Regions from separate parts of the Homo sapiens genome. Here region 2 is linked to region 1. Evidence: chromatin contacts called from ENCODE Hi-C data. All regions are on one chromosome and are shown on one strand. Each heading gives the region's core, a stretch centred on a gene start or an enhancer-like site at or near the end of the contact. The rest is flanking DNA. Distances are from core to core; before and after follow the strand shown. Region 1 has its middle 130 kb from the start of MIR4255. Region 2 has its middle 17 kb from the start of POU3F1.

Region 1 (6,989 bases), core at 3,981-6,480:
CCTTCTTTGCGCCTCCCCCACAACCCTGATTTGTACATTCTTCTGCTATGCAAATGTATCCTGTCACACTGGCAGCATTTTAGTTTACCTGTTCTTCTCTCCCATGTCACAGTGAACTCTTTGGGAACAGAGATGCTGGCTGGATTCATTACTGTGGCTCCAGGGTCTGGCATATGGCATGTAATCATGAATTAAAAAATACATATCCTAACAGCTAGCAAGAATGTCTCACTTGGCCAGGTGCGGTGCCTCATGCCTGTAATCCCAGCAGTTTGGGAGGCCAAGGCAGGCGGATCACCTGAGGTCAGGAGTTGGAGACCAGGCTGACCAACATGGTGAAACCCCGTCTCTACTAAAAATACAAAATTAGTCGGGCATGGTGGTGCATGCCTGTAATCCCAGCTACTTGGGAGGCTGAGGCAGGAGAATTGCTTGAACCTGGGAGGTGGAGGTAGCAAGATTGCACCAAGATTTGAGCCAAGATTGCACCACTGTACTCCAGCCTGAGCAACAAAAGTGAAACTCAGCCTCAAAAAAAAAAAAAAAAAAGTCTCACTTTCTCTATGTGCGGGGCACTGGGCTAAACACTTTATTTGCATCTTTTCATTGCTCCTTCCTCACCCTAGGAGGTAGCTCTGACTATTCTTCCCATTTTACAGATGAAGACATTGAGGCTCACAGGGGTCAACACACTGGCCCCAGATTACAGAGTTGGCTGATGGAATGGGTGTGAGTTCTCTGAATGTGCAGACGAATCAATTCAGGTGGAAAATTTGAACGACTGGCACTGAGCTCATGGCCTCCTTTTGAATCTGCCGGAAGATTTTCCTGTAAATCTTTAGGGGGAGCTGTGAGGGTGCTGCTTACAGGCAGAAACAGTTCTTCTCTTGTCTGGCTCACTGGGGAGGAGAGGGTGGTGGGAGGGCCAGAAGGAGGGGGATGAAGGGGGGGATCACACAGATGTAAGGGGCTGCACACACAGATTTTGCCAAGGCTGCAAACTTCTAGGGGAGAGTGTCAAGAAGATCTGGGAATGGCAGGCTGGAGCCTCCAGCAGCCCAGCCTGAGTATGGGCCCAGTGCTAGCCTTTGAGCCCGCTTGCCTCTTCTGAAGGCGTAGGAGAGGATGTAATGTGGGGCCCTGGCCCCTATGAAGACTTAAGACCTGTGAGCCCCGTCAAGCAGCTCAGGAAGGCTGGAAGAGAAAGAATGCAGGGAAGGACGTGCCCAGCCTCTTTCCCCAAAGCTGTCGCTGCTACTCTGGCCACCTGGGCCACCCTGCTCTGATCTGTGTGCAAGCCCAGCCTGAGGCTCCCCAAGGACTGGCTCTGGTGGCGGCATCTGTACTTGGAGTTGAAACGGTTCTGCAGAGGTGTTTAGTCTGGCCTGGGCCAAGGAGGGGGATAGCGGGGGCGCTCAGAGCTTCGGGTTTTCTTAAGCAAGTTGCCCCCCACTCTGTTCCTTCCAAGCCTATGGGATTGTGGCAGGAATTTGCTACAAGGCACAGAGCCCGTGGCAAGGCAGAACCCTAAGCTTTTATTCCTCCCATTCGGGGTCAACCAGGATAGGGCCTGCGGGGTCTTTCCACAGATCAAGCTCTCAGGGAACAGAGGGCAATAGACAAGGGTCCTCCCCAGCCTCTGGCTCCACAAGTGTAGGAGTTGAGCCGGACCCCTCAGCTCAACCTCTGACGCAATGCCGCATAACATAAGAGAGCAGCCTAATGTTCCCCCCTCATTTGACTTCAGGTGAAATTGGGTAAACTGGCTTCTGAGCTCTGAAAGTAGGCAGGACTAGAGACGGTTATTAGTAATAACAGCTGACACTTTTATAACGCGATATGACAATGAAGTTGGTCCTAATATCATTCTCATTTTAAGGTCAGAAAACTGAGACACAATAAAAATAAATAAACAAAAAAGAAAACCGAGGCACAGAGAGCTTAAGGACTTTGCCCAAGTTCTCATACATCCACAGTAGAGCCAGGATGTGAATCCAGGTACCTGTTCCTGTAAGTATCAGTCAGGGACTGGTGGAAACACAACTGAAACCTGGAAGAACATTCTTTCCTTCCTTTTCTTTCTGCTTACGTTTTGTAAGCACCATCAGTGGCCCAAGCCCGGGCTCCTCTGCGATGGTGGGAGGGCAGAATGATAGAAGAGGAGGGGCTAGTCCCAGCCTCTAAGGATGCTCACTTGGGCTGTGCCCACCTTGGCGTTGCTGTGGGCTGATGGAGCTGGGAGCCTAGGGAGGAGCCTCAGCTGGGTTTTGGGATCATGAACCAGGGCTTGACTTCCAGCTCAGCTGCCTCCTAGATGAATGGTCTTGGGCAAGAGACCAGGACACCTCGCAGCCCAGGTTCTGCTTCCTTCAAACGGGCAGTGCGTGCTTCGCACTGGCTCTCCTGCAGGCTGGCTTGTGTTTCCATGAGATGATAAATGGCTTAGTGTTTTACAAATTTAAACATCTCCCCAGGGGTGAGGGAGTTTTAGAAAATGTGTTCTAGAAGGAATAGCCTACTTTTCTTCTATGTGGGGACCTTGACTGGGGACGTCTCAGAGGCACGCTCTGTTCCAGACATTGCTCCTCTTCCCCCAACCAACCTTCTTCCTGGTTGTGCATCGGGAGTGACTTCCTTGCTTTACACATAGCAATGTCAATAACTGTCGAATTGAGGCATGAGCTTGGAGATAGGGCAATTGTCAAATGGCTTCTGGCAGACACAGGCAGTCTGGGACTTCTCAGATTCAATTTAGATAGATTTTTCTGGCATCAAAAGAGCTGCAAAAAGTTCCTCCTCATTACTCCCATTTTGCAGAAAGCAAAACTGAGGTATCTGGAAGACCTGCCCAGCCAGTGCTAGGTCCAGAACATCTGGCTTGCAACATGGAACTGACACACCTCCGTTTATGCTTCAGGTTTTGTCTCAAGCCAGGATCTTTTCCTGGGAAGGAGTTGATTCAAACTAGGACAGACCCATGTGTCACCCCAACGACGAGGAGCCAGATGCTGTCCTGACTGACTCTCAGACCTTTTCCCCTGTGCTGGCCTTCCCCCTGTTGGGACCATGCTCCCTGCTGGGCAGATGCCCTGAAATACTCTGTCCAGCTGCCTCCCCAAACAGGACCTCCACATAGTAAAGGTCAGAGCCAGAAGGGCCCTGTAGGATAAAGGGGGAAATTGGGGCCCAGAGGGGAAGAGGCTTTGCCCAAGGCTACTCTTCTAGTGTCCTCGGTGAGATCATGCTTCTCCTGGATTTCCTAAGCTGATCTTTCTGGAAGGACCACAGCACCCTAATTCCTTTTCCCGTCAGGCAATAACTGTCTTGTTTAAACTGTCTCTAGGATTAGTCAAACAGTCAGAGATCACAGCCAACAGCTGCCCTGTTCTCTCATTACCGGGTGCCTATAATTAATATTTATAAACCAAGAGGGTGCTCGTCTTTCTTTGCTGAAAAAGAATTCAGTATTTCCAGTCAGTGGCTGCAAACATACAGCCCCTTGTTACCCTACCATGGAAAAAGAGCTTGACTACTTCAGCAGATGCACTTGTAATTGTAGCTGGCAGAGAACAGAGCCCGGGGTGGGCAGGGGGAGGACACTGGACAGGAACCCAGGGTGGAGGGTACAAAAATGGAGGAAGGGGAGACAGACTGGGAGAGAGAGACAGAGATATGGAGGGTGGTAGGATCACAGACACAAAGAGACACACAGAGAGAAGAAAATGAGAACACAAGCAAGAGAGAGAAGAATCATACAACCCCAGAGAGAAAAGGGGGTTCATCCAGAGACCAAGAGAAAGAGGTGGGAGACTAGAGAGAGACATACATACAGGAAGCAGGAACAGAGATGCAAAGAGAGCAAGAGACACAAAGGATCAGAGGCAGAAAGAGGCTGCCAATTAGAGAGGTTCGAAGGAGGGCACAGCGACTAGCAGGGAGACAGAGGTGGTCAGAGTATTTCAGCCATTGGCCATCAAGTGGGTGGCACTTGGCACAGAACCTGCACATAGTAAGCACTCAGTCAATCCATGGCCCGGCCCTTGTTGGCACTCAAAGTTGCTCACCCAGCATAGATCCTGGCATAAGCTCCCCACTATGGGAATTGACATCCAATAGATCTGCCCCCTACCCCCTAGCCCTAGCACAAAACCTGGCCTATGGTGGATGCCCCTTGCCTGCGGGTGATCTGGACATGGTGTTGAATGAATCCGCACCTCCAGCCTCCAAACCTTTGCTTGTGCTCTTCCCTGCTTGTGACCAGCCAGGTGCCGGGGAATGAGCACTGGGCTGGGAGTCAGGAAATCTGGTTCCTGACTCTGCCACTGAATGGTTGGGCAAGTCTCTTTACTTCCGTGTGCCTCAGTTTGCCCATATGTTAGGTGAGAAATGGTCTCAAATGGTCTTTGAAGTTCCCTCCAGCCTTAGAATTCCACGACCTGAGGTTCTGACTCACTTCTGTTCGCACCCTGGCCAAATGGGCACCCTGTATTCCAAATCCAGCCCAGCTGCCCTCCCTGATCTCACCTGGGATGTGGGGCAGGGCAGTCCTGGCAAGGACAGGCTCTTCTTCAGCCATCTGGGGCTCTCTGATTTGCACATCAGAACCCAAGAAGGGCTTTTAGCTGTTCATGCCCCCAGGCCGCAGTGAAGCAGGCAAAGCGGAAGCCACTGAAGAGGTGTCTTGAAAGTGGGGCTCATGGGAGCCATGAACTTGGCCCCTAGAAGTGGATGCCACATGGTTATTTATGAGGGCTGAGGCAAAGGCAGAGCGTGTGAGAAGGGAAAGCCATTTTTCAGGAAGGCAGAAGAGGTAGGACTGGAAAGTTGGGAGCCGCCATGTTTAGAGAAAAACCAGAGACCTTTAGGGGAGATGCTTCAACTAGCGGCCTCTTAATTTTACAGGTGGAGGAGAATGTTACCTAACAATCCACTCCCCAAACTCTATGTCCTAAAACAGCAATCATTCATTTCCATTGATCTGTGGGTCAGCAGATGTAGGCTGCGGTTGGCTGGAGGTGGCTTTGCTTCACATGCCCCTTCTCCTTCAGCTCCTGAGACCAGTGGGATGGCCTAGGCATGTTCTCTTCATGGCTGTGGCAGTGGTGGCAGAGAGCAAGCAGAAATACACAAGGCCTCCAGAGGCCTGGGCTTAGAGCTAGCACACCATTGCTTCACCTCATTCGATTGGTCAGAGCAGGTCACATGGCGAAACTCAAAAGGAGAAGTGAGAAATACACCCACCCACATGAGAGGGCACTGCAAAGTTCATGGCAAAAAGCATGAATACAGGAAGAGGCAAACATCTGCCAGGTGCCAGGTACTGTGCCCAGAGATAGGGATTTACAGTAAACAGGACAGACAAGGTCACTGACCCCATGGAACTTGAAATAAAGATGTAAACACGTGAATGAATAATAGTCATAGATCATGAAATTGCAGTAAAGGAAATCATGGGGTGGTGTGGCAGGGAGAAACTGAGACATCCACTTTGATACAATAATCTGGAACAGCCTCTCTGAGGAGGTGGTCTTTGAACAGAGCTGTAAGGTGAGAATAAAGAGAGGGAGGAATAGCTTCTCGGGCTGAAGAAGCAGCAGGTGTAGACTCCAAATCCAGTTCTCTTTCCAAATGATCCTGCTGCCTCTTGAGGAGGGAGCTCCAGAGATCTTTGGGGTGTCACCTTTTTCTCTATCACTGGCCACTGCCTTCATGACTAAGTCCTCCAACCAGGTTCTCACATGCCTCTGTCCTTCCAACCAGTCCATCCCCCATCACAGAGTCCTTTGCAAACCATGATTCTGACTATGTCCTGCCCCTGCTCAAAACCTCACAAGGGCCCCTGAGAGTCTACAGAATGAAGTCCGGGCCCCTGAGAGTCTACAGAATGAAGTCCAAGCCCCTGAGCCTCATATTCTAGGATCTGTAGAGACCAGTCCCAGCCCTCTCCCTATCTTCGTCACCTGTCCCATTCTCTTTGCTCCCTTCTCTCCAACCAGGTCAAGACAGTGCTAGAGGCAGCATGAGAGCATGGGCATCCAGACTCTGAGTTCAGTGTTTTTTCTATCATCCTGTGCTGCCTCTGGGATGGGGGGACCCAGGATGGTTTTGGATGGCACCTGTGCTTCATCCTCAATACCATAGTCTACGTCTGCAAGTAGACTATGAGTTATTTGAGGGTAGTGGACATGTCTTCATCATCACTATGTCTCCGTTGCCAGCCATCCCAAGGGTCTGCCAATTTTGGTGGGACTATATGAAGGCATTGGTGTATCCTGGGGTAGCATCATGACCTGCCCAGAGGAGACTCTTCAACTTTTCTCCAACTGCAGACAAATCTGCACTCTGTCCTCTATGTCCTCGTCTTGGTGGTAGGCAAGGACTTGGGGTGGGGAGGGGGAGAAAGGTAGGGCTCTTAGAGGAATCAAAGGGGCCTTCCAGTCTTCCTCTTGCCTTCAAGTCTTGGGCAACAGGATTCCCAGCCATGGCCATGCATATGGGATCAAAGCTGGGTCTTTGATCAGCTTTAGGGACAAAACTTCCAGGGAGCAGCAGAGGGCCTGGCATGTAGTAGGGCTCCATGACTTGCTGAATCGCTTGTGGGAAGATCCATGGATACTTCTGAGCCTGAAATCTGGTCCTCAACCCTGACATTAGAATCACCTGGGTAGCTTTTACAACACGTTGGTGTCTGGGTTCCATCCCCGATCAATTAAGTCAGAATCTGGGATTGGGACTCAGGCATGCCTTTTTTCAAAACTCCTATATTAATTAAGGTCATCTTAGTGGCCGTAAGGGATAAACCTTTAAATCTTAGAGGCCTCACTCAGGAGAAGGATTTCTTGCTTACATAGTCTATTGTGCCCTGGGCTGATTATGTTCCACACAGTCATTCAGGACCAGTGGATGGAAGCTCAGTTGTCTTCAACATGCGGCTTCCAAGGTGAGCTGGGTTTCTAGTCAGCAGATGGGGAAAGAGAGAGTGAAGGGTT
Region 2 (7,720 bases), core at 2,611-5,110, 740 kb before region 1:
TCCCAGGCGGGAGCTTAGCTTCCTGCCCCAAACTCTCAGGGCCACCAGAAAGGTTTAGGGGTGGACCAGCCCTAGTGAGAAAATTGGATGGTGCTCCCAGCAAAGGAGTATTCACCAGAAAAGCTTCACACAATATATGTAATATGACAAAGTCGGGCCTTGGGCTTCCTTTCAGCTGCTGTGTCATTCACACTGGTTTGCCCCTTCTCTGAGACCCTGGACCTCAACCCTCTGGGGATTTCAGGGGAAGAGTCTCTTCAGATAAACCCCTTTGCTACATCCACCTTAGCATCTTGTCAAGGGAAGAGGTGGGGCAGATAAACCCCTTCAATAATCCTAAGTGTGGGCTGGTCTCGGTGGCTCATGCCTGTAATCCCAGCAGTTTGGGAGGCCAAGGTGGGCAGATCACCTGAGGTCAGGAGTTTGAGACCAGCCTGGCCAACGTGGAGAAACCCCGTCTCTACTAAAAATACAAAAAAAATTAGTTGGGCATGGTGGCAAGCGCCTGTAATCCCAGCTACACGGGAGGCTTAGGCAGGAGAATCGCTTGAACCCAGGAGGCGGAGGTTGCAGTGAGCTGAGACCGCACCATTGCACTCCAGCCTGGGCAACAAGAACGAAACTGTCTCAAAAAAAAAATTAATTAAAAATAAATAAAAAATAATAATCCTAAGTGTGGCCCAGGCATGGTGGCTCATGCCTGTAATCCCAGCATTTGGAGAGGCTGAGGTGGAAAGATCACTTGAGCCCAGGAGTTTGAGACCAGCCTGGACAACATAGCAAGACCCTATCTTTACAAAATATTTTAAAAATTAGCTAGGTGTGGTGGTGTGCACCTGTAGTCCCAGCTATTTGGAAGGCTGAGGTGGGAGGATCACTTGAGCCCAGGAGGTCAGGGCTGCAGTGAGCCACAATCGCATCACTGCACTCCAGCCTGGGCAACAGAGTGAGACCCTGTCTCAAAAAGATTAAAAAAAAAAAAATGACACCCTGGCTCTGTCACAGCTCTGGTTCCGTCACAGCTCTGGTTCCAGCCTGAGCTGGAAGATGCTGACCATAGAAGTCACCCCTCCCACCAGAGGAGGATACAGGTCAAAGGACAAGGCAGAGCAGGGGGCACTGCCCTCCACATGAGCATGTGCATCCACTCCCATGCACACACATGCAGAGGCATACGCACATATACCTTGGCCCCATCCATGCTGGTATCCCCACAGTGGAAAAACCTCAGCCTTTTTTTTTTCTGTCACCCAGGCTGCAGTGCAGTGGCCCGATCTCTGTTCACTGCAACCTCCGCCTCCTGGGTTCAAGTAATTCTCCTGCCTCAGCCTCCCAAGTAGCTGGAACTACAGGTGCCCATCACTATGCTCAGATAATTTTTTTTTCTTTTGAGATGGAGTCTTGCTCTGTTGCCCAGGCTGGAGTGCAGTGGCGCGATCTCAGCTCACTGTGATTCTCCTGCCTCAGCCTCCTGAGTAGCTAGGACTACAGGCATGAACCACCAAACCCAGCTAATTTTTTGCATTTTTAATAGAGATGGGGTTTCACCATGTTGGCCAGGCTGGTCTCGAACTCCTGACCTCAAGCAATCTGCCCGCCTCGGCCTCCCAAAGTGCTGGGATTACAGGCATGAGTCACCACACGTGGCCTCGCCCAGCTAATTTTTGTATTTTTAGTAGAGACGGGTTTTCACCATGTTGACCAGCCTGGTCTCGAAATCCTGACCTTAAGTGATCCACCTGCCTCGGCCTCCCAAAGTGCTGGGATTACAGGCATGAGCCACCGCGCCCGGCCTTTTTTTTTTTCTTTTTTCCTTTTTTATTCTTGACATGGAGTTTTGCTCTGTCACCCAGGCTGGAGTGCAGTGGTCCCATCTCCGTTCACTGCAACCTCCGCCTCCCGGGTTCAAGCGATTCTCCTGCCTTAGCCAGCCTCCCGAGTGGCTGGGATTACAGGCACGCGCCACCATGCCCAGCTAATTTTTTGTATTTTTAGTAGAGACAGGGTTTTACCATGTTGCCCAGGATGGTCTCAAACTCCTGAGCTCAGGCAATCCGCCCACCTCAGCCTCCCAAAGTGCTAGGATTACAGGTGTGAGCCACTGTGCCTGGCTGAAACTCAGTCTTTATTCCTGATAGGGAAGAACCCAGAAAGAGGGTCTCTTCTCTCCCTTTCATCCTATGCCTCACTTCTCACATTCACACAGACATATACTTTCACACACAAATACACACATATTGTACACATGCTCCTACACGTGGCAGAGAAAAGAGAAAGACTAAAGAAGAAGGTAGGTAGGTGGAAGACAGTGTGTGCCCAGAGGGCAGTTCCTGGGGAGGGGGTGTCAGGGTGCCCAGGGCATGGAGTGGGCAGGAGCCTTCATGGCTTCCTCTCTTCCCTAGCCAGCGACCAAAGGTCAGCCCAGGCAACTCAGCCACGTGCAGTCCACCCACCCTGCCTGGTCAGGTCATGTGAGACCAGGACCGAAGCCTCATCAACACTCCATTGTCTTCCAGAGCCCAGCCTTATGCTGAACCTAACAAGCCCCCTCCAGCCCAGGACTGGTTGGTGGCCCTCCAGAACCTTTGGTTCCGTCCTGAGGGACCCTCTGCAGGGGTCTCACAGTCCCTGCCTTGAGGACAAGCTGGGTGATGTTCAGCCAGATCCCAACCCTCTCTGGGACTTTACATCCCCTTCTGAGAAACGGGGAGGCGCTGGCCTTCCATTTGCACAGAGAAGGCCTAGGGTGAGGAGTGGGGAGCAGGGGAAGAAGGGCCCTCTTTCTCATGTTCCCTCTGGGGGCACATACCCCATCCCATGCCACCTCCTTGCCCATTCTCCAGATGCTCAGCAGGGAAGGAGAGCACAGCAGAGGGCCGAAGCGCGGCCCTGAAGGTCATCTTGCACGTCAGCACTGGGGCAGCCCCAAAACCCCTTGCGCCCTGGCTCCCCGCCTGGACCACAACACAGGCTCCATTGACTCCTGTGCGCCCTCCTTCCCAAGATGCACACAAAGCCGTGGGCTCGTGGTTACTGCCCACGGGCCCCTGAGCCCCACAGGACCCACCCAGGGAAGGAGGCCAGAGCTGGCTGGCTGGCTGCAGCTCCTAAGGGGCTGGCAGGAGGGAAGGATCGTGCACCTACGCAAGAATCTCCTGGTTCTGGGCAGAAAGCCCTCATAGCCGACCTCTAGGCCCTGTTCTACCCAGGCTGGAATGGAGTCAAAGACCTTGAGGACCCAGCTGGGACAAATTCTCTGCCAGTGCCACCTCTACCCACCCTTCATCCTGTTTACATCTTGCAAACACAAGGACATTCACCCCTGCCACTGAGACTAAACCTGGAGCAAAGCCGCCCTGGCCCACCCTCTATCTCCCATAAGGGAAGTCAGGTGGGGAAAGATGCTTGTCTGGGGGAGGGGGACTGGAGGAAAGCTGGGGCTGAGAAGCTCCAGCCCCTCTGGGGGCTTCAGTTAGGGGAGGGCTGCCCCAGCAGGATGACAGAGAGATGATTAAACCCACAGAGAAGATTGATAAGGGAGCTAAACAGCTGCAACTCTGCAAGGTAGGCTGGGACAAATCTCATCTTGTCCTGGCGGCACTCAAAGCACTGGGGGGCTGGGCCAGCCTGGCTGAGCTCATGACCTACACAAGCTCCAGAGCAGGAATGGGGGCAGGGGTGGCAGGCTGCTCCCACCTTCTTCCTCAGGGCCCAGCCCCCATTCCTGCCGCCTCAGAGCTCCCTCCCTGAACAACACCCATTGGCACCTAGGCGGCGTGCCCCTCCTCCCCGGTGCCCCTTCACCCACAGCACCTCCGTCTCAGCTCTCACTCTCGGTATTATTAGATGTGATTTACAGCGGAAACGCTGAGTCAGACAAACCAAGACTTCCCCAGACAGAGGCAGTGGGAGAAGACAGGAAGAGTCCAGGGCAGCTGGCCTCCCTGGGCAGGGTCCTCAAAGGGAGTGAGGAGATGGGGACAGGGGTCCCCAGCTTCCAGGATGAGTGGGAAGTTTGCCCCTCCTGTTTCTCCTTTCTGTCCCAGGCCCAGGATCTTCATCTGGGACTCCTGGATATGCAGACCCCTTTTCTGACTCCCAAGCAGCCTCTCAGCCTGTCCTGCCAGCCCCTGTCTCTTCCTTGGCAAGTTTGAGAAAACAGCCCAGGGATCCTGGAGCCTGGAAACAAGGTGGTTCTGCTGGGTCCTGTTTCCTCACAGCAAGGCCCCGGTTCAGAAGGCAGCCCCTGACTCCCAGAGATGAGAGGCAGGAAAAGTGCATGGCTGGGGTCCCAGCCCCCTACTCTACAAACAGAAACACGGGCACTGTGTGCTCCTGGGGCGTCCAAGGGCCCTAGAACCGGTGGAGAGCACACATTTCTGCTTCCACCTTGTGCGGAAGAGCACAGTGGGCAGGTCCGTCTCTGCTCCCTGGGTCTCTGACTCCCTGGCAGGGAGGAACTGGGCATTGTTGCCAAAAATAAACGTTCCCTCTCCCGCTCCCTGGCTCCCGGCTCCCGCTCATTAGGATGCGTGGCGTTTGGCTGCGGTCCCACACCTTGCAGCTCATTATAAATATGCAGTCGCTGCTGGCGCTACCCCAATCATCTCTGCAATCAGAGCTTTTAATTAGGTTAATTAAATTGTATCAAATCTCGCAGGGACGCAGTTCACTGATGCTGATGAGGCAGCCAAAACAGACCCCAGCTCCTCCGCTAATGAAGGCCGCTGCCTGCCTGAGCCATGAGGGAGCAGGAGCGCATAATAAACGGGCGCGTCCTCTGGGAGGAGCTGCTGCCCAGGCCGAGCTCTGGGGACCTGGCAGGGGGTCTAAATCAAGCAGTCCAGGCTCCAGCTGCAGCAGAGGCTCCCAGCCCAGGAGCCGGCCCCTTCACACAAGAACCAGGGCAGCTTCAGGAGCCCAGGCACTGAGAGCCTGCCACGCTTACATAGCAAACTTGAGGGGGCCCCAAAGATCCACTGACTCTGTCTGGGACTCCTCTTTACTTCTCCCCCAGAATGGCCCAATAAGGCCAGGGCTCCCTCTCCTACACACCTATATACACACACACATACACATACACACACACACACACACACACACACACACCAGCAGTTAGCCCTGTCACTGCCCCCGGATTGTCTTATTAGCCAGAGTGGCCAGGCTGAGACTAGAAAGCCCATCCTGCCACTGCCAGCCTAGTCTCCATCTGCTATGGAGACCATCTGCCCCTGGCGGGGGGCTGGGGTGGTCTACAATGCTACCAGCCAGCAAGAGGAGGGGGTGCTGCCCCCTAGGCTCCATGTGCCAGATGGACCTTCTATATTCCACCTACCACTCCACCTCAAGAACCCTCTGCCAGGGAGGGACACCTGTCCCAGACCTCCTGGGATCAAAATAGCTAGGGAGGGGAGATGGTCCCTTCCTTCCCTGGTCCCTCGCCACCCTGAGTTCACTGTCCCATGCCCTGGCAATCCATCTCTGGGCACTGGAGACCACAGGCTTCAGAGCTGCAGGGCCCTGCAAAGGTCCTCCCCTGCCTATAAGCAGGAAGGCAGGTGCTGCCACCTCCAAAGGGGCTGTCCCCAACACTCCACTCAGCCTGACTCCAACCCCTCCCCTTAACCCCTCCATCACTGGTCTCAGTGTCTCTGAGCAGATGAGGAGAGAGGATGGGGAAATTTTCAGTGCTCTCGGGACAAGTTGTTTCTGCTATAGAAGCTGGTTTTTTTGGTTTGGAAAGGTGTTTTTTCTTTTTTCCACCCAGTAATGTGAAAACATGAAACCCGAAACCAACCCCCTACATTTGTCACCTCTGAGAGAAGCCTTTGGGGTAACTGGGAGAAAGCTGTAAATGACTCAGGCTGATTCAGGGCAGGGGGGTGCTGCCCAGCTGCCTGGGGCACCACAGTTTCATTAACCCGATCTGAGCATGGCCGTCAGGTGACAGATGCAGGGAGGGGAAAGGAAGCCCTTTCCATCCTCTGCTTACCCCTAAACACAGCAGTTCCCTTGATATATTCCTCTTGCCTAGAAAAAGCTGGGTCCTTAGCTCCGTTCTGGACGAGCCTCTCCTACCACCACGCAGGAGCACAGGGCTGGACTGTGCAACCACCCCAGCCCCAAGCAGTTTGTTCCCTTTGCATTAAGCGAAGCGGACAAGATGAACAAGGAGACCTAGGTGTATGCTTCACCTAGGAGTAGACTGGACAAGACTTCCTAAATGTGATGATGATGGATCCAGGAATAGGGAGCCAGGAAATTCCTTACAGGGAGCCTGAGAAGCAGCGGAGACGTTCTTCCCTCTGGCCAGAGCAGTTGAGGAAAGAACAGGCAGAAGCATGAACTAGGCAGCCTCCTCTACACTCCAACCTCTCAGCAGTAGGCTTGGGAAGGGAAGCTCTGCCTCCCTTTGTTTTACAGCTTCTCTCTGATCCTTCCCTGCACTTTTTGCTGAGACAGACCTGTGGAGACCTGGTTGGGTACAGAGGGCGCACCCTCTGACCCGGGGAGGCAGCTGCACAAGCCCAAGAGGCCTGCCAGGTCCACTTCAAGACAGTACTTCAGGTCCGCCCCCAATTCCTCCACTCACCTGGGGCTTTGAGCCAAGACTCCCACCCACGATTCAGCCCGCCCTTCCCCAACACCCTGCACATAAGGCTCCGGGAACTGGCACGCTGGGAGAACTTGAGCGGGGAGCCCAGCACCACACACCCACTTGCCTCACTGTTTCAAGTCCCAACAGGCCCTGGCCTCACCGGCCTCCACAGGTAGGCAGAGCGAGTCTGCATCTGTTGGCTGCCTTCCCTGCTGGAGGACGTGCAGCTCTAACTGCTCAGTGCCCCACCGTCAGCAGCATGGGGGAGAGGACAGTGAGCGACAAACAGATGCTTAAAGCTGCACGGAGGGAGACCCCTCCCAGGTCTGGGTGGAACCACCCTATGGGAAACTTGGGGCTATGTGACAGAGACCTCCCTGCATGGTCCTCACTAGAAACAGGAAGGAAAAGCACCTTCCTGCCCAGTCTTCCTCCTGGGGCCACACTCATCTCAAACTCAGGGTGAGAAAATCCCATTTCTTCATGGGAGCTCTCCCCCCTAGCATTAAATTCAATAAGCAAACACATGCAAGTACTTCCTAAGTACAAGGACACTTTTGAAAGAAGACAAGTGTGCTGGGTGGGTGGACACCAAGTCCCTGAGAAGGAATCCCAGCAAAGGGGCAGCAGCTCCACCTGCTGGGCCCTTTTCCACCCTGGCACCAGGAAGCAGTTAGAAATCAGAAAAAGATTGGCTAGGAGCAGTGGCTCATGCCTGTAATCCCAGCACTTTGAGAAGCCAAGGAGAGGTGGATCGCCTGAGATCAGGAGTTCGAGACCAGCCTGGCCAACATGGCGAAACCCCGTCTCTGCGCCTGTAATTCCAGCTACTAGAGAGGCTGAGGCAAGAGAATCGCTTGAACCCAGGAGGCGGAGGTTGCTGTGAACCAAGATCGCGCCACTGCACTCCAGCCTGGGTGACAGAGCAAGACTCTGTCTCAAAGAAAAAGATGAACTTATTCAAGAATAAAGCTAGGGCTTGACACTCTCCTGCTTTGGTGGGAAGGGCCCTAGGATGCAGCAACAGACTAAGACTGAGCCAGGCTTACTGAATTCTCTGTTGGACAGACCTGAAGGGTCCACATCACCATAGAACTGCTGTTTGGAGACTTGGTTTGTACA

Evidence for each region. Hi-C counts contacts between places; a loop is a spot of excess contacts on that map. Pooled maps may share reads with other maps.
Region 2: a loop to region 1 is called in a map with no recorded cell type, with 19 times the contacts of the local background. The contact joins two enhancer-like sites. A Hi-C loop is called at or near these places in 2 of 37 single-sample maps with no recorded cell type and 2 of 50 pooled maps.

What each region holds. Positions count from the first base shown.
Region 1 is chr1:37,287,297-37,294,285 of GRCh38, reverse strand. No RefSeq gene overlaps it. Among named protein-coding and RNA genes, the nearest start is that of MIR4255, 130 kb to the right of the region's middle. RefSeq lists enhancers at 4,952-5,001, 5,022-5,121. Within about 2 kb of position 5,230, at least 4 of the 41 ENCODE cell types and tissues checked have a DNase peak (open chromatin) inside an H3K27ac peak, as active enhancers do.
Region 2 is chr1:38,026,316-38,034,035 of GRCh38, reverse strand. No RefSeq gene overlaps it. Among named protein-coding and RNA genes, the nearest start is that of POU3F1, 17 kb to the left of the region's middle. RefSeq lists enhancers at 2,285-2,579, 3,321-3,380, 4,081-4,160, 5,294-5,343, 6,163-6,714 and 2 more. Within about 2 kb of position 3,860, at least 22 of the 41 ENCODE cell types and tissues checked have a DNase peak (open chromatin) inside an H3K27ac peak, as active enhancers do.